Regions from separate parts of the Mus musculus genome. Here region 2 is linked to region 1. A link is a loop called in an ENCODE intact Hi-C map of the cell type or tissue named here. Cell type or tissue: gastrocnemius. All regions are shown on one strand.

What was found. Peaks named below come from ENCODE experiments on the same cell type or tissue, not always from the same donor. Only the 100,000 strongest peaks of a DNase experiment are listed, where the experiment ranks them.
Region 2: it touches region 1 in a loop (7-fold over the local background); 19 of 42 quality-filtered maps call a loop at or near these places.

What each region holds. Positions count from the first base shown.
Region 1 is chr17:34,800,707-34,808,706 of GRCm38, forward strand. Cyp21a1 (cytochrome P450, family 21, subfamily a, polypeptide 1) reads right to left here and starts at 3,720. Exons shown (of 10, transcript NM_009995.2): 1 at 3,492-3,720; 2 at 3,338-3,427; 3 at 2,843-2,985; 4 at 2,642-2,737; 5 at 2,454-2,555; 6 at 2,279-2,365; 7 at 1,965-2,165; 8 at 1,599-1,768; 9 at 1,427-1,530; 10 at 642-1,342. The coding sequence starts at 3,693. The coding sequence ends at 1,074. It also overlaps the pseudogene Tnxa. RefSeq lists promoters at 3,507-8,000, 3,507-4,223 and enhancers at 3,766-3,778, 3,841-3,854, 3,850-4,035, 3,866-3,877, 3,907-3,918 and 1 more. In gastrocnemius, a CTCF peak has its summit at 4,681 (motif pointing left); no DNase peak of the experiment used is centred here.
Region 2 is chr17:34,714,358-34,722,357 of GRCm38, forward strand. It overlaps Tnxb (tenascin XB), which reads left to right. Exons shown (of 33, transcript NM_031176.2): 20 at 233-514; 21 at 1,326-1,634; 22 at 1,944-2,279; 23 at 2,529-2,651; 24 at 2,766-2,909; 25 at 3,084-3,203; 26 at 3,309-3,452; 27 at 3,542-3,672; 28 at 3,795-3,927; 29 at 4,026-4,177; 30 at 4,278-4,374; 31 at 4,461-4,622; 32 at 4,704-4,867; 33 at 5,169-5,458. The coding sequence ends at 5,270. It also overlaps the pseudogene Cyp21a2-ps. Among named protein-coding and RNA genes, the nearest start is that of C4b, 26 kb to the right of the region's middle. In gastrocnemius, no CTCF peak of the experiment used is centred here; DNase peaks (open chromatin) are centred at 3,303 and 5,670.

The DNA of each region.
Region 1 (8,000 bases):
TTTCCGGGGAATTCTGGCTGGGTCTGTGCTTCATAGGGCTGGGGAGCCAGGGAAGGGATGGCAGTCCAGTGAACCCCAGTACCCTGATGAAGCATGCTCCACCCCAGACAACGAGGCCCTGCACAGCCTAACACAGGCTGGAGACTATTCTCTGCATGTGGACCTGCGGGCCGGAAAGGAAGCCGTGTTCGCCCAGTATGACTTCTTCCGTGTAGACTCAGCAAAGGAGAACTACCGCCTACACCTTGAGGGCTACCATGGGACTGCAGGTAAGTGTGGGCACAGATGGGGTGTGAGCAGGTGGGCATGAGGCGGGGTGATCCTCACCATGCCTTCGCATCCCCTGCCAAGCAACTTTATGAGCTACCACAGCAGCAGTGTCTTTTCTGCCCGTGATCAAGACCTCAACAACTTGCTCATCTCCTGCGCTGTCTCCTATCGTGGGGCTTGGTGGTACAGGAACTGTCACTACGCCAACCTCAACGGGCTCTATGGGAGCACAGTGGATCACCAGGTGGGGGCCGTGGGGACCACAGGACTCCACATTGGGATCTGGGTGACCCGGGATGAAGTCCTCTCACATGAAGGGCTGAACTCATGCCTCAGAAGCTCAACTGTGAAATGAGACACTCATGCCAACCTTGCTGAGGAAATCTGAAGAGACCATTTATTACTGGGCAGAAGGCACCAGCTCAGGGATCATGGGAGAGATAGCTGGACCCTGGGAGTCACCTACAGGAGCAGGGTGGGGCTGGATTAGGTGGCATTGATATGGCGCTGTCTTGACTCTCTTCCCTTGACAACCCTCTCCTCAGGGAGTGAGCTGGTACCACTGGAAGGGCTTCGAGTTTTCTGTGCCCTTCACGGAAATGAAGCTCCGACCCAGAAACTTCCAGGCCCCCACCAGGGGCACCTGAGCCTGCTGCCTACCTCACTCACACCCCAGTAGAGAAGAGCCACCGTGCCTCACCGAGGAAGCCTTCTCTGCCACAATCTCACAGCACCATGTTTACGGGGGGGGGGGGGGAACTGAGCAATAAAGGAGAAACTTTAAAGAGACTCGTCCTATCCTGTCAAGGACGCTCACCCTGGTCTTGGGGCGCCAGGTTTCTGGGCTGCAGCCGCACCTGGAAAGGAGGAATCGGGAGATTGATGCCAGCATAAGGCTGGGGCTGCAGGGAAGGCAGGGTTCCATCTGGTGGAGGCAGCAGAGTGAAGGCCTGCAGCAGACGAGCCAGCACCACAAAGAGCTCCAGCCGTGCCAGAGGCTCTCCCAGGCACACGCGTGCCCCACAGCCAAAGGATGGTGTTCTGGGATTCTTCCCAGGTTCCAGGAAGCGATCTGTGGGTAGTAGATGGAGAGCTAGAAAAGTTTGTCCCAGCAGAGGCCGGCCCTCTCCCGCTCCCTTTCCTGTGTGCCTCATACCTGGCCAGAACTTGCTGGGCAGTTCCCAAACCATCTCATCCAGGTTGGCGCCTTGGATGTTGGGGATGATGACCATATCCTTAGGGATGTCATAGCCGGAGATGCTGAGGGAAAGGTGGAGTCAGGAGCTGTCAAGGTCTTCCTCCCTCAACCCTTACCCCCAGGGAATCACCTGCTAGCCCTAGTTGCACGATGGGGCAAGGCCAAGGGCACCACAGGCCGCAAACGCAGCACCTCGGCAATGGTGGCCATGAGCAGAGGCAGCTGCATTCGGTTCCTGTACAGGAGCTGGGAGCCTGGGCCCAGCTTGAGGTCTAACTCTTCCTGCAGTCGCTTCTGGATCTGAGAAGGAGGGGCAAGGCTGAGCTCTAGGGACCAGACTTTGCCCAGGTGGCTCACAGCTGCCCAGCCTGCAGCTCCTCCCTCCTGCCATCTAGCTGACCCTAGAGCCCCCTCTGTGAGCATAGCCCAGGCCAAGCAGTCAAGAGCAGGGCAACTGGATCAAGGTTCCAGAAGGAGCAGTCTTCCCACAGTGCACCTCAGGGTGGTGAAGCAGGAAAGCCACAGCCCAGGAGAGCGTGGTAGCCGTGGTCTCGGTGCCGCCGATGAACAGGTCCACCACCGACATGTGCACGTGCCCCTCGTGGAGCCGCTCTTCGTCTTTGCCATCCCTTTGCTTCTCCACTCCCTGGAGCATGTAGTCAATCATGTCTTTCCATTGGCCTGCAACCAGGCTGTCCTGCAAAGGCAGGGGAAATTGTGTGTCCAGCAGTGGTGGCGGTCGGTGGGGGTGGGGGTGGCAGGCACATCACTGGCTGAGGCCAGAGGAGCTGGTGCCACTGCAACGCCCACCTTGTGCCGCTTCAGCTGCTGCTTGACAATATGGTCCCGACTCTCTTGGATCTGCTTCAGCTTCTGGAGGCCTGGGTTGGGGAGGAACTGGGGCAGGAAAGAGAGTCAGCTGCAGGGTGGAGACTGGTGGTCCCCTCCCCCACAACCCAGGGGAGACTGGGCTGCAACTCCTCACCCTGAGAAGGGGAATTATCGTCAAGATTTGGATGGACCAGTGGTTCCAGGCTTGCAACAAGTCCTGGACACAGTCGTGAAGGGTCTGTACCAACGTGCTGTCCTGCCGGAACAGGAGGGCATGCTTTGAGTTCAAGACCCGCAGAGGGCCAGAGGGGGGTTAGGGGTGGGCAAGAGGGTAACATGGACCTTGTCTCCAAAAGTGAGGCAGGAGATGATACTACAAGTGAGGAAGGAGAATTCCTTATGGATGGCCACGGGGGTGCCAGCCTGGGCTCGCATGCGCTGTGGAGGAGAGACAGGCTGCAGAGGCTGTGGAGTCAGAGTGGTACTGGCGGGAGAGGGAGGCTGACCCCAAGAGAGTCAGGCTACTACAAGAGCTAGCCCCACCTCACAGAACTCCTGGGTCAGCTGCTCTATCAGAGGCTCCATGGAGTCTCGCATGCCCAGCATCAGGGCTGAGCGAGAGAGTTTCTTGTGGGCCTTCCACATGAGAGAGTAATCCCCCAGGGACAGGTCCAAGTCCATCTTTCCTGCAGGAGAGATGGTAGAAAGAAAGACATGACCACAAGCTACCAAGGAGGCCAAAGGCCACACCAGGTGGATCTCTGTAAGTTTAAGACTAGCCTTTTCTACATAGTGGTTTTCAGCCCAACAAGGGCTCTATAGTAAGACCTAATCTTAAAGAAGAGGGAGTGGTGGAGGAGGAGGAAGAACAGGAGGAAGAGGAGGAAGAGGAGAAGGAGAAGGAGGAGGAGGAAGAGGAAGAGGAAGAGGAGCCATCGTGCCTCACCGAGGAAGCCTTCTCTGCCACAATCTCACAGCACCATGTTTACGGGGGGGGGGGGAAGGGAGGGGAAACTGAGCAAGGGTCCTAACCCTTACCATTTAGCATATGGGGTCGGCCAGCAAAGTCCACCCACTTTTGGATCAAGGCCTCCTCAATGGTTCTGTTAGAATTTAGCACCACCACATCTGAGGGGAAAGGACAATGTCAGGCAGGGAAGAGGGGTCACATCAACACAGAAGACTGGCTTACCTTGCATCCCCAAGCGGATCCTGTAGATGGGCCCGAGTTTCTGAGTGAGGCCAAGCAGGTAGATGGGAAGGTTAGGCTGTAGGAAGTGCAGAAAACCCGGGGCCAGAGGCGGGAGGTGCAGCTTCCGGAGCTTCCATTGGCCCCACAGCCAGCGGGTGCCAGCTAGCAGCAGCAACAGCAGCAGCAGCCCAGGTAGCAGCATGGCCCAGCACTTGTGCAGGGCCCTGATATGGCCTTTTATAGCCCCCAACTCCAGTCCTTTGTTCTGCTGTGGCTCTGACCTTTGCTTCAGGTCCCTTCCTGTTCCCAACACAGAACAGTATGTTTTCACATTGGCACAGTCCCCATCAGCCTTGGAGAATCTGTGGATCAAAGATGGGACCATCCATCAAGAAGAAAGGAAGGGATGCAAGACCCTGACCTCTCTGTATCGCAGTCAGTTTCCTAACTCTGTTTCAGCCAAGTAGGCGGAGAGTCCACTGGAGCCGGCCCCTCCCACCATACCTCCCCTTGGACCAGCTGAGTGGAGTGCATTTGTTCTAGAGAAAAGAAATGAATAGCAGTCTCTGCCCAATACGCCTTTTGGGTATTATATTTTATTGATTTTATTACCACTACTGTTAACTTTATTTTTGTGATGCCCGGCCAGCCCTCCACTGCCAGCTGCATCCACAGTCCTAGACCCTCTTTTGTTAGTTTGAAAAAGAGCCTCACTAAGTTGCCCAGGGTACCTTGAACTCACCGTGTAGCTCAGACAGGCAGAAACTTTGCACCTTCCTTCAGCTCCCCAAATAGCTTGGAATGCAGACATGAGTCACCTGGCTCCTTGTGCAATTCTTTGTTAGACTTCCCTTTGGTTTGATGTCTGGGTAGGGGTGGGGCATGGCAGAGGGTGTTGTGCTTGTGTGTGGTAACCACAGGTCAGCCTCAGTTGGTCTGTCCAAGGTACAAGACCCCTGAGGGCTCATTTTCCTGAACCTCCCTGATTCATCCAGGCAAGCTGGCCACTGAGCCCCGGCTATCTTCCTGCCTCTGCTTCACCATTTCTCGAATGATGAACATATACCACAGGGCTGGCAATGTGGTTCAGTGGTTAAGAGCCCTGGCTGCTCTTGCTGAGGACCTGGGTTCAGTTCCCAGCACTTCTGTGGCAGCTCACTACCTTCTGCAACTCTATTTCTGCAGTTCCACTGCCCTCTTCTGGCCGCAGAGTGGTACTGCATATTCACAACGTTCACATGCATGTGTACTAACAAAACACAGAGGGGCTTCTTTGGTTGTTTAGCGTTACATTTACTTATATTTCTTTTAATGTTCTAGTCATCTGCTCTACCTGTCCTGAACTCTAGGGTCTATAAGCACAATGTAACTTCCAATTGATCCCCAATTGTCTGGCTAACCCTTGGCTTACCTGGGCAACAAAGGAGGGGCCATTGTCTGACGAAAGTACCTTAGGGATGCCAGATCTTGGGAAATTTTCCTCTAATATCTTCTTTGCCACGATATTGGCTCACTCCTTCTTAGTGGGGAAGGCTTCGACCCACCCTGAAAAAGTGTCTATCAAAACTAATAGATATTTATTACCGTACTTGGCTGGTTTAACTTCAGTAAAATTTACTTCTCAGTATGCCCCTGGCCACTCACCTCTTAGCTGCTTTCTGGGGGCTTTCTTGTGGTGCCCGGCATTGGGGAGGGCACAGGCTTGGCATTTACTAACAATCTCCTGGGCAACGTTGGGCAATCTTATAGCATAGTAGCTTGAGCTCTTAACAATTTCTTTGAACTTCTTAGTTCCCAAGTGTGTGAGCCAGTGTAGATTGGCTCCATATTGTTGTCCTTCTTTGGTAGGCAGAACCGAGTGACCATTTTGGGTCTTAGCCACTCCCTGGGGAGTATACCCACATATCTCAGGTATTTTGTCTATCAGTTCCTGATCTTCTGGAGTGTAGTCAACGCCTGCGTCTTTGAGTTCATAATGGTCTAACAGTTCTTTTTTTTTTTTTTTTTCTCTAGCTATGAGGAACCTTGGGCAGCCTGTTTGGCAGCGAGGTAAGCCATCTGATTTCCCTTCGCTATGGCATCATGGCCTTTCTGGTGACCAGGGCAATGTATGATGGCCAGTTTTTGTTGTTGTTTGTTTGTTTGTTTGTTTGTTTGTTTTTGGCAAGTGTATGGCTTCTAATAGGCTCAAGATTTCTTCTTTATTTTTAATATCTTTCCCAGCAGATATGAATAGCCCCCTTTGTCTGTAGATCGCCCCATGTATGTGAGCGGTGGCGAAAGTATACCTGCTGTCTGTGTAGATATTAATGTTCTTCCCTTCTGCCGGCTGCAAAGCTTGGGTGAGTGCAATTAGCTCTGCTCTCTAGGCTGTCGTCCCTTCAGGCAAGCTGCTGGCCAAGATGGTTGTTTTCCGTTGACCACTGCAGCCCCTGCTTTTCACTTACCTTCAACCAAAAAGCTGCTACCATCCGTGTACCAGTTGGGGCAGCCTGGCCATGGCCGGTCAGTGAGGTCTTTCCTAGTTCCAGTTTCTTCTGCCAGGATGTCCACTCTTCTTCTTCTTCTTCTTCTTCTTCTTCTTCTTCTTCTTCTTCTTCTTCTTCTTCTTCTTCTTCTTCTTCTTCTTCTTCTTCTTCTTCTTCTTCTTCTTCCTTCTTCTTCTTCTTCTTCTTCTTCTTCTTCTTCTTCTTCTTCTTCTTCTTCTCCTTTCTCCTCCTCCTCCTCCTCCTCCTCCTCCTCCTCTTCTTCTCTCCCCTCTCCCTTCTCTCTCTGACATAGGTCTTACTATGTAGCCCTGACTGGTCTTGATGTAGCTAAGGATGACCTCACCCTGACCCCTCCTTTTCCATCTCCAAACGCTGGGATTACAGGCATATTCCACAATGCCTGGCCTGGTAGCATTGCTTATATGGTCTCTTTCAGTGTCGTAAACACGTTGTTAGGTGTGGTGGTGCTTGCCTATGATCTCAGCACTTAGGAGGCAATAGCAGAAAGACTGAGTCTGAGGTCAGCTTGGGCTACATAGCAAGACCCTATCTCAGAAGAAGCAAGGTTTAGTGTTAGTGTTTGCCTCATAGTGAGAGGCCCTGGGTTCTACCCCTGCACCACACAAAAAGTGCTCAGAAGACAAGGGACCACGTTTTGGAACAATGTGTACCAGCTCCTACCTGCTTTGCTCTGCCCCCACCATGCCTACCATGACCCACAGGCTACACCATATACCACTGCCCCGGTTGTTTAATGAAGTCAAGGCTGAAGAGCTTACACATGTGCAGAACTGCAAAGAGGCAGAACCAAGCTTCAGCAGGCACCCGGGTGCAGAGTCTGTACCTTTAATCATTTGGCTACAACAATAGCAACAAAATGACCAACTGGAGATGACTTACAAAAAAAAAAAACAAACAAACAAACAAACAAAAGCTGAAAACACAAATGTGAAGGAGTTTGAGAAAACCTTGAGATGAGGAAAGGAGAAAAGGAGGGGGCCTTGCTCGTAGGCCTGAGGACAGGAATAGGACAGAGAAGAGGGCTTGCTATGTGCTTGCTAAGGCAACCTTGAGGGTCAGGGCCCACAGGTTGCCAGCTCAGGGAGAAGATGGCTCCCATCATGATAAAGACAGTCCTCCAACCCCAGCCGCCCCAGGAGGGACTGGGAAGACACGGCTGGTTCAGAAGTTACAACTGTTAGAGATGGGGTTTCCCCAGGACCATCCCAGGGGCACTTGATAAGGGAGCAATTGGGAATCTCATAGAGTATCTGGGGTGAGACTATTCCAATTAGGGGGGTGGAGCTTATGGAGATAGGTGACAAGTCCCCCAACTGCCTATCCCCAGACTCTCTCTGCCCAATTATTGCCCCTTTCTATCACAGACTAGACACCACAGATGCTGGGATGCACCTGTAATTCCAGGGAAGCTGAGATCAGGAGTTCAAGGCCAGTGCTGGCTACATAAGACCTGGTCTCAAAAAGTAAAACAAGAAAAAAATAAAATAAATATAATTTGTTTCAGTGATATGGTACGGTTGGCAAAGTGCTTGCCTGGTGTGCACAAAGCCCTGGGTTCAATTCCTAGCACTGCAAAATCCTTGGTGTGGTGATGTGTGCTATAATCTAAGCACTCAAATGTCCAGGTTCCATAGTAAGTCTGAAGCCAGGCTGAGATGCATTATAACCAAACAAAGCAGAAAAACATGTGAAATATCCACAATTCTCTGATGCTCTCCTCACTGATGTGAGCTCTGACATCTGACCTCCTCAGGGCACAGGAACTACCTGGTCCTATTGTGTTCCCCAGTGATGAGCCACTGTGATAAGAGGCTATGGTTCTGGTTGTGGTACCACTCACTGGGCAGAACGGGGAAAGAGACAGACCATGGATCTCTGCAGAATGGTCAAATGGCAGATTCGTCTGACCTTGCTAAATTTCCTTGGTAGAACTAGGTTGCCTTGAATAACCAAAGATAGGCAGACAGGGTGGGGCTGAGTTGACCCTTCAAGATTTGCT
Region 2 (8,000 bases), 86 kb before region 1:
GGAAGGGGTAGGGTGGGCCCATGACCCAACTCCCAGGTCCGTGATTCACCCAAGCAGACTTCAGGGCCTGGAGCCCTCAGATACCATAATTCTGCCCCACCAAACCCTCATTACACTAGCTCTTCCAAGCATTGTCTGTCATCTACGGGCTGGGTGTCTGTCCCCAAGGCTACACATGTATCCTTGCTTTCCTCTGAAGACTGTGAACTGAATCTTCCTACCCTCCTCTCAGCTCCCGTGGAGAAGACACCACAGCCCCGCCTCGGTGAACTGTCAGTGACAGAGGAGACCTCTGACTCCATGCACCTCTCTTGGTCTGTGGCCCAGGGTCCCTTTGACTCCTTCCTGGTCCAGTACAAGGACAGGGATGGGCAGCTCCAGACGGTGTCCTTGGCTGCAGACCAGCGAGAGGTCACCATAGAGGGTCTACAGCCAGGCAGGAAATACAAGTTCCTGCTCTATGGGCTCACTGGAGGGAAGCGCCTGGGACCCATCTCTGCCTTGGGAGTGACAGGTGAGGCTGTCCTGCCTGGTCTGAAGACCACGGAACTGACTGGAGTGGACAGGAGGGAGGGGGAGAGGCCTGGCCAGAGCCAGAGAAGGGAGAGTTTGTGCCCACCCCACCCCAGGTGTTAATCAGTCATTTGAAAGAACAGGAGAAGCCAGGCCAAGCAGGAAGGAAAGGCCTTGAGGATTCCCTGCTTTCTCTCTCAAGCCCAGCCATCCCCTCAAGGGCTGCTTCCCACCGCCCTGTTGGAGCAACTTTAGCTCCTCACAATGTAGGCTTGCCACATCAGCACACACCTCCCATGCTAGTGAGCCAGAGATGTTTTCTGAAAGGGAAAACCACCGAGAAAGCCAGTGGGCAGAGGCCACTGACACCCACCTCAGAAGGGCACATGGCTAGTGTGTCTTGCCAGGCACGTACACCAGTCGGTGCCACCTTCAGCTGCTTTCAAAAGGCTCTATGGGTGGGGCCACTGCTGAGGCGGGCTTGATGTGCCCAAGGCTGGGAGAGCAGAAGTGAGTCTCAGGTCCAGATACATTGAGAGGTAGAGGAAAGACCAACAGCTTCCCAGACAGGAGACAGACCCTGGGGCTCTTCTCAGAGAGGTCTCCTGGGGCACACTGCTGAAATGAGTTCAAGAACTGGAAGGTTCTAGATGATCTCCTCCCTCCCTTTCCTCTCGTGGGCTGCTCTGCCAGGACTATGAGGTGTCACCAGTCTCAAGCCAGCCTTGCCAGCTTTCCTCTGAAGGGCAAGATGGGAAGGGAGGGCCCCATGGCACCCCCGCGTAGATTCTGCTCTGGTTTCTCCCATGCAGCCTCAGAAGTTGACATATCAGCCCCAGACCACACTGAGCCCCCTCATGCTCCCGGCCTGGGGACGCTGGCAGTGACAGAGGCAACCCCAGACTCCCTGCGACTCTCCTGGGCTGTGGCTCGTGGCCCCTTTGACTCCTTTGTGGTCCAGTACCAGGACACAGAGAATGAAACCCAGGCCCTGCTTGTTGATGGAGACCAGGACAAAGTCCTCATCTCAGGCCTGGAACCCAAAACTTCCTACAAGTTCTTCCTCTATGGCCTCCGTGAAGGGACACGCCACGGACCTGTGTCTGTAGAGGGCACCACAGGTAGGGCCAGGCCTGTACCATCCTAGTCTGGGGTAGGAAGGGTGGAAGGTGGCACCCTAAATTGGCTTCCACAGGAAAGGCCTGTGGAGTTTTTCACCCAGAAAGAGTTGAGGCCATTTGCCCTCCACAGCCCCTGCCTCTGCTCCCATGTCGGGCCACTGAACACCCCTCCTGTGGCTCTGTTCCTCACTAGCCCAACTTTACTGACCAAGAGGATCAGGATAAGATGACAAAGGGACATGCTATAAACCTTAGAACTGGCATCATGCATCTGTCTCCAAACCCTTTTCTCCTACCCACTTCACACAGATCCAGTTCCTGCTGGTCAGGGCCCAGGGGACCCCGGGCCCCGCCTGTCCCAGCTCTCAGTTTCAGATGTGACCACCAGTTCTCTGCGGCTAAACTGGGAAGCCCCGCTTGGGGCCTTTGACTCTTTCCTGCTACGCTTTGGGGTCCCCCTACTGAGTACCCTGGAGCAGAATCCTCGCACTCTGCAACAGCGAGAGCTTATGGTGCCAGGCGTGCGGCGATCCGCCATGCTCCGGGACCTGCGTCCTGGGACCCTGTATAGCCTTACTCTGTATGGGCTGCGTGGGCCACACAAGGCAGACAGCATCCAGGGCACTGCCCGCACACTCAGCCCAGGTGAGGGCCCGCAGGAACACCAAAGAAAGGGCTTCCTGTTTTGCGGGGTGGGACCCAGCATATAACAACCTGTGTGGTAATGGTGGGGTGGGGGAGGGAAGGGTTGAAAACACGTAGAGAGTGACACCTGTCCTGAGGAACCTACCAGAGAAGGTAACAGGCCTCTTTGGAGCCAGTGCACCCAAGGAGAAAAGGCAGGAGCCTGCCTATCCGTGCCTTAGCCGCTCTACCCATCCCTTATGCCCCCAGTTCTGGAGAGCCCCCGGGACCTGCAATTCAGCGACATCGGGGAAACATCAGCCAAAGTCAAATGGGTGCCGCCAACGTCCAGGGTGGACAGCTTCAAAATCTCCTACCAGCTAGCAGATGGAGGTGAAGACCCCTTTCCTTACCCTCATGACCTCCTTGGCTCTCCTCTCTTGCCCACTACCACCCCTGCACACTGCCTGCTCTCTAGCTGTTCTCAGGCTCCGTCCATGTTTGCAGGAGAGCCACAAAGTGTGCAGGTGGATGGCCGGACCCAGACCCAGATCCTCCAAGGGCTGATTCCAGACACTCGCTATGAGGTGACTGTGGTCTCCGTCCGTGGCTTTGAGGAAAGCGAGCCTCTCACAGGCTTCCTCACCACAGGTAAGAGAGACAGCCCCCAGCACGAGGAGAGGTAGAGAAAGAGAAAGCAAAAAAGGGGGTAAGGGTGTAATGGGGGCAGAGGATCCCCGGGTTCCAACCTCCAATGAGGGAGGAGCCAGCAGGGTCGGGAGAGTTAGGGCTAGGGATGCCTCTGAGCTCCCTGTTCTTGCCCAGTGCCTGATGGTCCCACCCAGCTACGGGCATTGAACTTGACTGACGGATCTGCCCTTCTACACTGGAAACCCCCCCACAAACCAGTGGACAAATATGACGTCGAGGTCGAATCCCCTGGGGGTGAGTGAGAACAAACCTCCTCTAAAGAAGACTTGTTTGGGGTGGAGAAGCGGGTAACAGGGTACAGCTCAGATGGATAGGAGCTGATGCCCCTCCCACTCCTAGCCCCACCCCTTCAGGCCTCAGCACCTGGCAGCGCTGTGGACTACCCACTGACTGACCTGGCACTCGACACCAATTACACAGCCACCGTGCGTGGTCTCCGGGGTCCTAACTTCACCTCCCCAGCCAGCATAACCTTCACCACAGGTATAGCCACGGCTGCGTGTGGGTCACAGGAGATTGAGGAGAATAGACATGGGCCTCATTTTTGTCTCTTTCCATCCTTCTCCTTCCAGGGTTAAAGCCCCCCCAGGACTTGGAGGCCAAGGAAGTGACTCCTCGCACGGCCCTGCTCACTTGGACTGAGCCTGAAGTCCCACCCACAGGCTACCTGCTCAGCTTTGACACCCCTGGAGGACAGATTCAGGTACCCCACTTCACTGGCCATCAGCATTCCACGCGGCTTGATTTGGAGGTGCCTCCTCTAGCTCTCCTAGAGAGTCTCCATCTGGCCCTCCACTGACATGTCTGTCCCTCGTCTGTCTCCAGGAAATCCTGCTTCCAGCAGGAACCACCTCGCACAGGCTTCTGCGCCTCTTCCCCTCCACCTTCTACAGTGCCCAGCTGCGGGCCATCTGGGGCGAGAGCCTTACACCTCCCGTGCTCACTTCCTTTACTACTGGTACTGGCTCTGGGGTTTGAGCTTCGCGGGGGTTGGGGGGCTCTGGGATCTGAGGTTTGGGGAGGAGAACAGACAGACTCTCCACCTCCTCTCCGCAGGTGGGCTGCGGATCCCCTTCCCCCGGGACTGTGGGGAGGAGCTGAAGAATGGGCCCAGTGCCTCAAAGACCACCACCATCTTCCTCAATGGCAACCGTGAGCGGCCTTTGGATGTGTTCTGTGACATGGAGACTGATGGAGGTGGTTGGCTGGTGGGTTCCATTCAGAGCCCGGCTCCCTGCTTATCACTGTGTAGCACAGGAGACGATGCAGGGGAACCACAGGCTGACTTTGGCCTTGATTGCTTTCCAGGTGTTCCAGCGCCGCATGGATGGACAGACGGACTTCTGGAGAGACTGGGAGGAGTACGCCCATGGTTTTGGGAACATTTCCGGGGAATTCTGGCTGGGTCCGTGCTTCATAGGGCTGGGGAGCCAGGGAAGGGATGGCAGTCCAGTGAACCCCAGTACCCTGATGAAGCATGCTCCACCCCAGGCAACGAGGCCCTGCACAGCCTAACACAGGCTGGAGACTATTCTCTGCGTGTGGACCTGCGGGCCGGAAAGGAAGCCGTGTTCGCCCAGTATGACTTCTTCCGTGTAGACTCAGCAAAGGAGAACTACCGCCTACACCTTGAGGGCTACCATGGGACTGCAGGTAAGTGTGGGCACAGATGATGTGGGGGCGGGTGGGCACGAGGCGGGGTGATCCTCACTATGTCTTCGCATGCCCTGCCAGGCGACTCTATGAGCTACCACAGTGGCAGTGTCTTTTCTGCCCGTGATCGAGACCCCAACAACTTGCTCATCTCTTGCGCTGTCTCTTATCGTGGGGCTTGGTGGTACAGGAACTGTCACTACGCCAACCTCAATGGGCTCTATGGGAGCACAGTGGATCACCAGGTGGGGGCCGTGGGGACCACAGGACTCCACGTTGGGATCTGGGTGACCCGGGCTGAAGTCCTCTCACATGAAGGGCTGAACTCGTGCCTCAGAGGCTCAACTGTGAAATGAGACACTCATGCCAACCTTGCTGAGGAAACTTGAAGAGACCATTTATTACTGGGCAGAAGGCACCAGCTCAGGGATCATGGGGGAGATGGCTGGACCCTGGGAGTCACCTACAGGAGCAGGGTGGGGCTGGATTAGGTGGCATTGATATGGCACTGTCTTGACTCTCTTCCCTTGACAACCCTCTCCTCAGGGAGTGAGCTGGTACCACTGGAAGGGCTTCGAGTTCTCTGTGCCCTTCACGGAAATGAAGCTGCGACCCAGAAACTTCCAGGTCCCCACCAGGGGCACCTGAGCCTGCTGCCCACCTCACTCACACCCCGGTATGACTGCCGAGCACTGAGGGGTTGTGCCCAGAGAAGAGCCAGCATGCCACACCAAGGAGGCCTTCTCTGCCACAATCTCACAGCACCATGTTTACAGGGGGGGAGGGGAGGGGAAATGGAGCAATAAAGGAGAAACTGAGGCACTAGGCTCATCCTATCCTGTCAAGGTTTTCTCACCCAGTTCTTGGGCTGCCAGGTTTCTGGGCTGCAGCCGCACCTGGAAAGGAGGAATCAGGAGATTGATGCCAGCATAAAGCTGGGGCTGCAGGGAGGGCAGGGTTCCATCTGGTGGAGGCAGCAGAGTGAAGGCCTGCAGCAGACGAGCCAGCACCACAAAGAGCTCCAGCCGTGCCAGAGGCTCTCCCAGGCACACGCGTGCCCCACAGCCAAAGGATGGTGTTCTGGGATTCTTGCCAGGTTCCAGGAAGCGATCTGTGGGTAGTAGATGGAGAGCTAGAGAAGTTTGTCCCAGCAGAGGCCGGCCCTCTCCCGCTCCCTTTCCTGTCTGCCTCATACCTGGCCAGAACTTGCTGGGCAGTTCCCAAACCATCTCATCCAGGTTGGCGCCTTGGATGTTGGGGATGATGACCATATCCTTGGGGATGTTATAGCCAGAGATGCTGAGGGAAAGGTGGAGTCAGGAGCTGTCGAGGTCTTCCTCCCTCAACCCTTACCCCCAGGGAATCACCTGCTAGCCTTAGTTGCACGATGGGGCAAGGCCAAGGGCACCACAGGCCGCAAATGCAGCACCTCAGCAATGGTGGCCATGAGCAGAGGCAGCTGCATTCGGTTCCTGTACAGGAGCTGGGAGCCTGGGCCCAGCTTGAGGTCTAACTCTTCCTGCAGTCACTTCTGGATCTGAGAAGGAGGGGCAAGGCTGGGTTCTAGGGACCAGACTTTGCCCAGGTGGCTCACAGCTGCCTGCCCAGGTGGCTCACAGCTGCCCAGCCTGCAGCTCCTCCCTCCTGCCATCTAGCTGACCCTAGAGCCCCCTCTGTGAGCATAGCCCAGGCCAAGCAGTCAAGAGTAGGGCAACTGGATCAAGGTTCCAGAAGGAGCAGTCTTCCCACAGTGCACCTCAGGGTGGTGAAGCAGGAAAGCCACAGCCCAGGAGAGCGTGGTAGCCGTGGTCTCGGTGCCGCCGATGAACAGGTCCACCACCGACATGTGCACGTGCCCCTCGTGGAGTTGCTCTTTGTCTTTGCCATCCCTTTGCTTCTCCACTTCCTGGAGCATGTAGTCAATCATGTCTTTCCATTGGCCTGCAACCAGGCTGTCCTGCAAAGGCAGGGGAAGTTGTGTGTCCAGCAGTGGTGGCGGTCGGTGGGGGTGGGGGGTGGCAGGCACATCACTGGCTGAGGCCAGAGGAGCTGGTGCCCCTGCAACATCCACCTTGTGCTGCTTCAGCTGCTGCTTTATGATATGGTCCCGACTCTCTTGGATCTGCTTCAGCTTCTGGAGGCCTGGGTTGGGGAAGAACTGGGGCAGGAAAGAGAGTCAGCTGCAGGGTGGAGACTGGTGGTCCCCTCCCCCACAACCCAGGGGAGACTGGGCTGCAACTCCTCACCCTGAGAAGGGGAATTATCGTCAAGATTTGGATGGACCAGTGGTTCCAGGCTTGCAACAAGTCCTGGACACAGTCGTGAAGGGTCTGTACCAACGTGCTGTCCTGCCGGAACAGGAGGGCATGCTTTGAGTTCAAGACCCGCAGAGGGCCAGAGGGGGGTTAGGGGTGGGCAAGAGGGTAACATGGACCTTGTCTCCAAAAGTGAGGCAGGAGATGATACTGCAAGTGAGGAAGGAGAATTCCTTATGGATGGCCACGGGGGTGCCAGCCTGGGCTCGCATGCGCTGTGGAGGAGAGAAAGGCTGCAGAGGCTGTGGAGCCAGAGGGGTACTGGCGGGAGAGGGAGGCTGACCCCAAGAGGGTCAGGCTACAAGAGCTATCCTCACCTCACAGAACTCCTGGGTCAGCTGCTCTATCAGAGGCTCCATGGAGTCTAGCATGCCCAGCATCAGGGCTGACCGAGAGAGTTTCTTGTGGGCCTTCCACATGAGAGAGTAATCCCCCAGGGACAGGTCCAAGTCCATCTTTCCTGCAGGAGAGATGGTAGAAAGAAAGACATGACCACAAGCAACCAAGGAGATCAAAGGCCACACCAGGTGGATCTCTTTGAGTTTGGGACTAGCCTGGTCTATATAGTGATTTTCAGCCCAACAAGGGCTGTATATAAGATCTAATCTTAAAGAAGAAGAGGGAGTGGTGGAGGAGGAGGAAGATAGGAGGAAGAAGAAGAGGAGGAAGAGGAGAAGGAGAAGGAAAAGAAGGAGGGGGAAAGGACAATGTCAGGCAGGGAAGAAGGGGTCACACCAAGACAGAAGACTGGCTTACCTTGCAGCCCCAAGCGGATCCTGTAGATGGGCCCGAGTTTCTGAGTGAGGCCAAGCAGGTAAATGGGAAGGTTAGGCTGTAGGAAGTGCAGAAAACCCGGGGCCAGAGGCAGGAGGTGCAGCTTCCGGAACTTCCATTGGCCCCACAGCCAGCGGGTGCCAGCTAGCAGCAGCAACAGCAGCAGCAGCCCAGGTAGCAGCATGGCCCAGCACTTGTGCAGGGCCCTGATATGGCCTTTTATAGCCCCCAACTCCAGTCCTTTGCTCTGCTGTGGCTCTGACCTTTGCTTCAGGTCCCTTCCTGTCCC